Regions from separate parts of the Homo sapiens genome. Here region 1 is linked to region 2. A link is an interaction called in ENCODE POLR2A ChIA-PET data of the cell type or tissue named here. Cell type or tissue: PC-9. All regions are shown on one strand. Each heading gives the region's core, and the rest is flanking DNA. Links, peaks and the distances in the headings are about the cores only. Region 1 has its middle 87 kb from the start of CD24. Region 2 has its middle 8.3 kb from the start of LINC02526.

The links. Peaks named below come from ENCODE experiments on the same cell type or tissue, not always from the same donor. Only the 100,000 strongest peaks of a DNase experiment are listed, where the experiment ranks them.
Region 1: POLR2A ChIA-PET joins it to region 2 with 16 read pairs; 2 of 35 experiments call an interaction of 5 or more read pairs at or near these places.

What each region holds. Positions count from the first base shown.
Region 1 is chr6:106,886,771-106,889,685 of GRCh38, forward strand. No RefSeq gene overlaps it. Among named protein-coding and RNA genes, the nearest start is that of CD24, 87 kb to the right of the region's middle. In PC-9, for the core only: no CTCF peak of the experiment used is centred there; a DNase peak (open chromatin) is centred at 1,661; H3K27ac peaks cover 1,690 bases.
Region 2 is chr6:106,685,715-106,688,629 of GRCh38, forward strand. No RefSeq gene overlaps it. Among named protein-coding and RNA genes, the nearest start is that of LINC02526, 8.3 kb to the right of the region's middle. In PC-9, for the core only: no CTCF peak of the experiment used is centred there; no DNase peak of the experiment used is centred there.

The DNA of each region.
Region 1 (2,915 bases), core at 185-2,684, 200 kb after region 2:
TGCTTCTAGAGGACAGGTAACGTTTCAAAACAACCGCCACCCCCACCACAACAAAACCGTCAAAATATGGTTTATGTATAAAATGTTGACTCTTTTAATATGGATTTATGTTTTCACAAGTATTCAGTAGCTGTTCAAGTATAGCTCTAAAATTACTTCAATGGCCTTTTTTGCTGTCCCTTTTAAACCCCATCAAAGCAACTGAAACTCTGTATTTAATTTTTAAAAAGCATTCTAAAATGTCCAGGTTCTTAAACCCCAAAGGAAAACACAGCAAAGCTAAGTCCTTCACAAGCAGTAACAGAAATGATCTCATTACGCACCATTGTCCAAACACAGCCGCTCTTCAAACAGACCAGGCAGGGAAAGATCAAATGGAGGTGCTGGTTTCTATTTTATCTCTACCTAAAGGTTTTTCTGTTAAGTTGAAACTGAAGCTTATGCTTTTTACAGAGCTCAGTTGTTTTAAAAGGGAAGAAAAACACCTCAAAGAAATTACTTTAGAAGCTAAAAATTATGGTTTAACTAATGTTAACACCATTGATCATAACTTGAAATACAAAATCAGCAATGCAAAAAGACCGGTTAAATGTTCCTACTAATTTCCCCCTCATCTTGGTTTCCTGGCTCCACAAGAACTCTGTTCACAGCAGTTGTTTTAGGGGAAAACAAACCTCTGTGCCACTTAACCCATTAGGAGCTAGTTAGTAATTTGTGTGCTTGATTCCATTCAATGAATGCTTTGTAAGTCTACTAAGAGCTTGGGACAGATCAGTGGAAAAAAAACAAAAGAATCACTGCCCTTATGGAGCTTGAATTCCAACGGGAGAAGGCAAACAGTAAACGTTATAAAAAGTAAACTATACAGTATGCTTGCATTGTTGGAGCTCAGAAAACAATACCCCAAAGTAAAACTGCCATTGCAAAACTGTAACTGAGACAGTGAAAGAGATCTGACCGAACCAACTCCATCTTGCGTGCTCCAAACCGTCCTTATTCATTCCTGGCCATAGGCCAAACTAACTTTGGGGAAAATTAGTTTATATTTTTTTTTAATTTTTTTTTTTTTTTTTTTTGAGACAGAGTCTCACTCTGTCACCCAGGCTGGAGTACAGTGGTGCGATCTTGGCTCACTGCAACATCTGCCTCCAGGGTTCAAGCAATTCTCCTGCCTCAGCCTCCCAAGTAGCTGGGATTACAGGCACCCACCACCATGCCCGGCTAACTTTTGTATTTTTGGTAGAGATGGGGTTTCACTATGTTTGCCAGGCTGGTCTCAATGTCCTGACCTCAAGTGATGCCCCTGCCTTGGCCTCCCAAAATGCTGGGATTAGTTTATACTTTAAAACAAAGATGATAACAACCCTTTCCCAAAACAAACCCCCTTTTTGCCTGGGGACTGGCTTGCCTTGATAGAACTAACAAATTAGCCAAAAGATTAGAAATTATGGTTTAGGAGTCATGCAGCAGGAGGCTACTAGATTCTGACCCTCCCCAAATTGCTCCTGGGAATAACATCACTATCGTAAAGCCAAAAATTAGTGCTTGAAATATTTTGCAGGCCCTGCACATGATGGATCAGCTGGCACCACCCAGATCGATAAACTGGCTCATCTGGTCTTGTGGCCCCAACCCAGGAACTGACTCAGCACAAGAGGACAGCTTCCACTCCCTATGATCTCATCTCTGACCCAACCAATCAGCACTCCTGACTCACTGGCCGCCCACCCACTAAATTATCCTTAAAAACTCTGATCCCCGCATGCTCAGGGAGCCTGATTTGAACAATAACAAAACTCCAGTCTCCTGCACAGTCAGCTCTGTGTGAATTACTCTCTCTATCGCAATTCCTGTGTCTTAATAAATCAGTTCTGTCTAGGCAGTGGGCAAGGTGAATCCACTGGGCAGTTACAAAAGTATGGTGCTTTGGAGGGCTGAGTACTAGGAACCAAAGAAGATTGGAAGGCCTCAGAAGCAAGGTTTCTCTGACCTTCTCCTGTCCTCCTGTCCTCTGCCTGTCTTTATCCTCCCAAAGCAAGTCATAGAAACCAGATGATTTCTCTTCCCCAAGGAGGGGTCATGGAAACTAGAACCTTTCTCCCCGAAAGCAAGTCATAAAACCTAGAAAAGGTCACTCTCTCCCTTCTCCCTTAACGCCCTCACTCCAGAGGGGTCCTGCCCCATATCCAGGGGGAAGGAAAGCTACACAGAGAGGTCAGGAAGAACCTGAACAGACAGACCTTGCTGCCCTGCCCTCAGTTTATAACAGTTAGATCACACTCCTTTGTCCAATCACATTTCTATGAAGATGTCTATTCTTCATGAAACCTAAGCATAAAAACAGACAGTTCTCCCTGGGGCTTTGGGTTTTCATTTCTAAAGTTTCCTGTGTCATGTAAAACTTTGATTTTGCTAAAATAAACATTTATTTATATATATTATAATATTATATATATAGACCCTGATTTCTCCTTCCTAAAGGCATATTGCCAAGATGGCTGTATCTTGAAAGGTGACACATCCTACTGAAGAGCCCTGGGCCCAGAATGCTTAAACCCATGTCTTCAAATCACAGAAGATAATACACTGTTTACACTGCTTCATTTTTCTAACTTGCAGAAGTCACCCTGCAAATCTCCATTTATTGCCACTTTCCATCCTTAATATTTCACTTGGAAATGCTTCCCAGCAATAGTTCTTTCTTTTTACTTGCAAAAAAAAGATCTTCGTTTGGAACTTCCTGCCTTCAGATGAATGTTGTAAACTTTACATTTCTGTTGGCTACAGAGTTGTTGGCTCTTAAAAATGGCATTTGCTTTTAGTTCAGACATAAAACTTTCTTCTCCAGCCTTTCATCACAATTGTGAACCTTACCGACTAAGACATTGAAGGGGATCAGAACGTGCCATCCCAAA
Region 2 (2,915 bases), core at 218-2,717:
TGGATGTACGACGTGTGCAGCCACACAGGACTTTGCATTTAGAAGGTTCTATGTGTGGTTTAATTATTGGTTTAATGCTCTACTGTTACCCGCTTGAAATTCTTAATAATTTTTTTAACAAGGGGTCCTGTATTTTCAGTTTCTGCTAGGCCCCTTAAAAAATATATATGCAGTTGGTCATGGTGGGGAATATATGAGGGGCCTGGTAATAAATGGAGTTATGGTTCAGGTGTGGCTTACAGTGAATTCATTGGGTCTGCACACTCATCCATAGTCATTTCCTAGTCTCTGAATGTATGTTTGGAATAGACATTCCTGGCAATTAACACAACCCCACACTGCTTCTTTGGCCAGTGGGGTAAGAGCTATCAGGGTGAATACAGCCAAGCGTAAAGCTCTGAAATTGGTACCCTCTTACACACACACACACACACACACACGCAAAATAGTAAAGCAAAAACAATATTGCATCACAGAGGGTCTGGCAGAAATGAGTGCCACCCTTAAAAACATAAAGAATACAGGGGTGGTGAACCCCATCATGTCTCCATTTAATTCACCATTTTGTCACCTGTAAACAAACAAACAAAAACAATTTGAAGGGTAACTGTGGACTAAGAAGTAGCCCTGATTGCAGCTGTTGGGCCAGATGTGATATCTTTGCTAGACCCCATTTAAATTTCACCAACTGTCCAAACAATGCCTCTTTTTCTTTTAAGGTATAGGAATCCCATATGAAAACATACATTGCACTTATGTGTCGGTCCAGAACAATTCTGCAGCGTTTCACCCTCTCTCATATCTTTTTTTTTTTTTTTTTTTTTTTTTGAGACGGCAACACTTGTTGCCCAGGCTGGAGTATGATGGCACGATCTTTGCTCACTGTAACCTTCGCCTCCCGGGTTTAAGCAATTCTCCTGCCTCAGCCTCCCGAGTAGCTGAGATTACAGGCAGGTGCCACCATGCCTGGCTAATTTTTTGTATTTTTAGTAGAGACAGCATTTCTCCATGTTGGTCAGGCTGGTCTCAAACTCCCGACCTCAGGTGATCTGCCCGCCTCAGCCTCCCAAAGTGCTGGGATTACAGGCGTGAGCCACCGTGCCCAGTCCACCCTCTTTCAGTTTAAAAGTATAGGCCTTTCATTTTGTAGGATGATCATCCACCTGGGTGTGTCCAGTGTTTACCCATGGCCAGACTAGAGCCATAGATTCTTGGAAGGAATACTGCAACAGTGATTCTGTGCTCTTTCTTAGCCCATCGCATCAGGAATACAAGGCCAACCCGTCCCACCACTGGTGACATTTCCCTTGATCACTCGTATTTGGAGTCTGCCAGTTTTCTCGACTGTAAAGTCACCAGTCCTCCCTTTGCATTTGGTTGGTTATTTTGTGCAGAAATATTCTGAGATTATGCCAACACCTGTTCCTCACCAAACTTCTACCTACCAGCCTTAGCATCCATTGATGACCTCGTCTCTATCAGCTACCACAGATTGGGCTGCCAAATGGTAATTATCTATTTCCATTATTCCTTCTACAATTATTAGCTGGCATTCTACTGAAAGGAAGTGTTTTCCCTTTCTCTTATTTGTTTATATAATCATGGATTCATGGATTTCTATTGTAATCAAGGTTTACAATTCTATACTCTTATTTATTTTTATGCTCAAATTGTCCTCCCTTTGGCCAGGGGATACCGCTTCAAGCTAGCTTCTATGTTCTGTCTTACCGCCTCATCATTCTTTGCACATTTTTACATTTTCTGACACAAGAGGATATTTCTGTGCCCCCAGTCCAGTGGGGGCCCGCCTTGGTATTTGGAAACCAAGATCTGAGAAGGGAAGCTTCACTTAAAACATTTTTGAACTTTGCATCTGCTCCCCAATATTTCTGTTTTCTCTAAGTTCCTTCTTGTTTCTTTTTTTCTTTTCCATGCTGGAGGCTTTCTTTAAATGCTTGGCCATTCTTGGCTGTCTATTTGCATGGGAGTGAGGCATTGAAAAGCCTGTGATTAGAAGATATGTATGGAGAAGAGAGGGAGAGGTCATTGACTGGTAGATTTTACTTTAGGGTTTTAGAGTGATCTGGCCAGGCCAATTCATTAAATTTGAGTGACAATCGATTTTTTTTCTGTTTATGGCTCGGTCAGTTTTTATCAGAAGAATCTTCCAGTCTCCTCCCTAGAAAATAGGTACCTAGATGCCAGTGTTCGTAGAGCTGAGTTGAGCAAAGAGCTAGGATCCCACACCTGTTTAGTAGATTCCTATATAATGCCCACATTCTGTATGGAACTTTCACCCTCAGCTGTGCCTGGTGTCGTCAACCCTGGAGTCCCCAAGATTCAGCCTCTTTAAAGAATGAATCTTTAAAGCAGAGGACATACAGAGCATTCAACCTAACTCTTTTACAGATTTTTAACCAGTGCTGTTTTCTGCCTGGTGCCTCTAGCTCCTGAGCTTTTTATTTTGGGAGGTTGGGGGTGAGGTGAGTGAGGCATCCTTTGGCCAGAGTAAGCCTGGTTCTAGACTTTTCCTGGGGATACATTTTGATTTTTCTTATTTCCCAAATCAGTGGTTCTCAGCCAGCGGAATTTTACCCTCAGGAACATTTGGCAATAACTGGAGGCATTTTTGGTTGTCACAACTAGGGAGGGGTGCTACTGGCATCTAGTGGGTAGAGACCAGGAATGCTGCTACAGATGCCATCTACAGTGAAACATTCTATGGCTCAAAATGTCAATAATACCAAGGTTGAGAAACCTTGCCCTAAATCATTTAGTGCAAACACTTCCAGCTTCTAGTTTTTTATGCTACTTCATTTTTTTCTTTTGTTCTCTGTTTTTCTGACTTTTAAAATCACATTGCCTTTTAAAATTATTTAATGTCATTTAGGAGTTGTTTCCAGAGGGAGTGATAG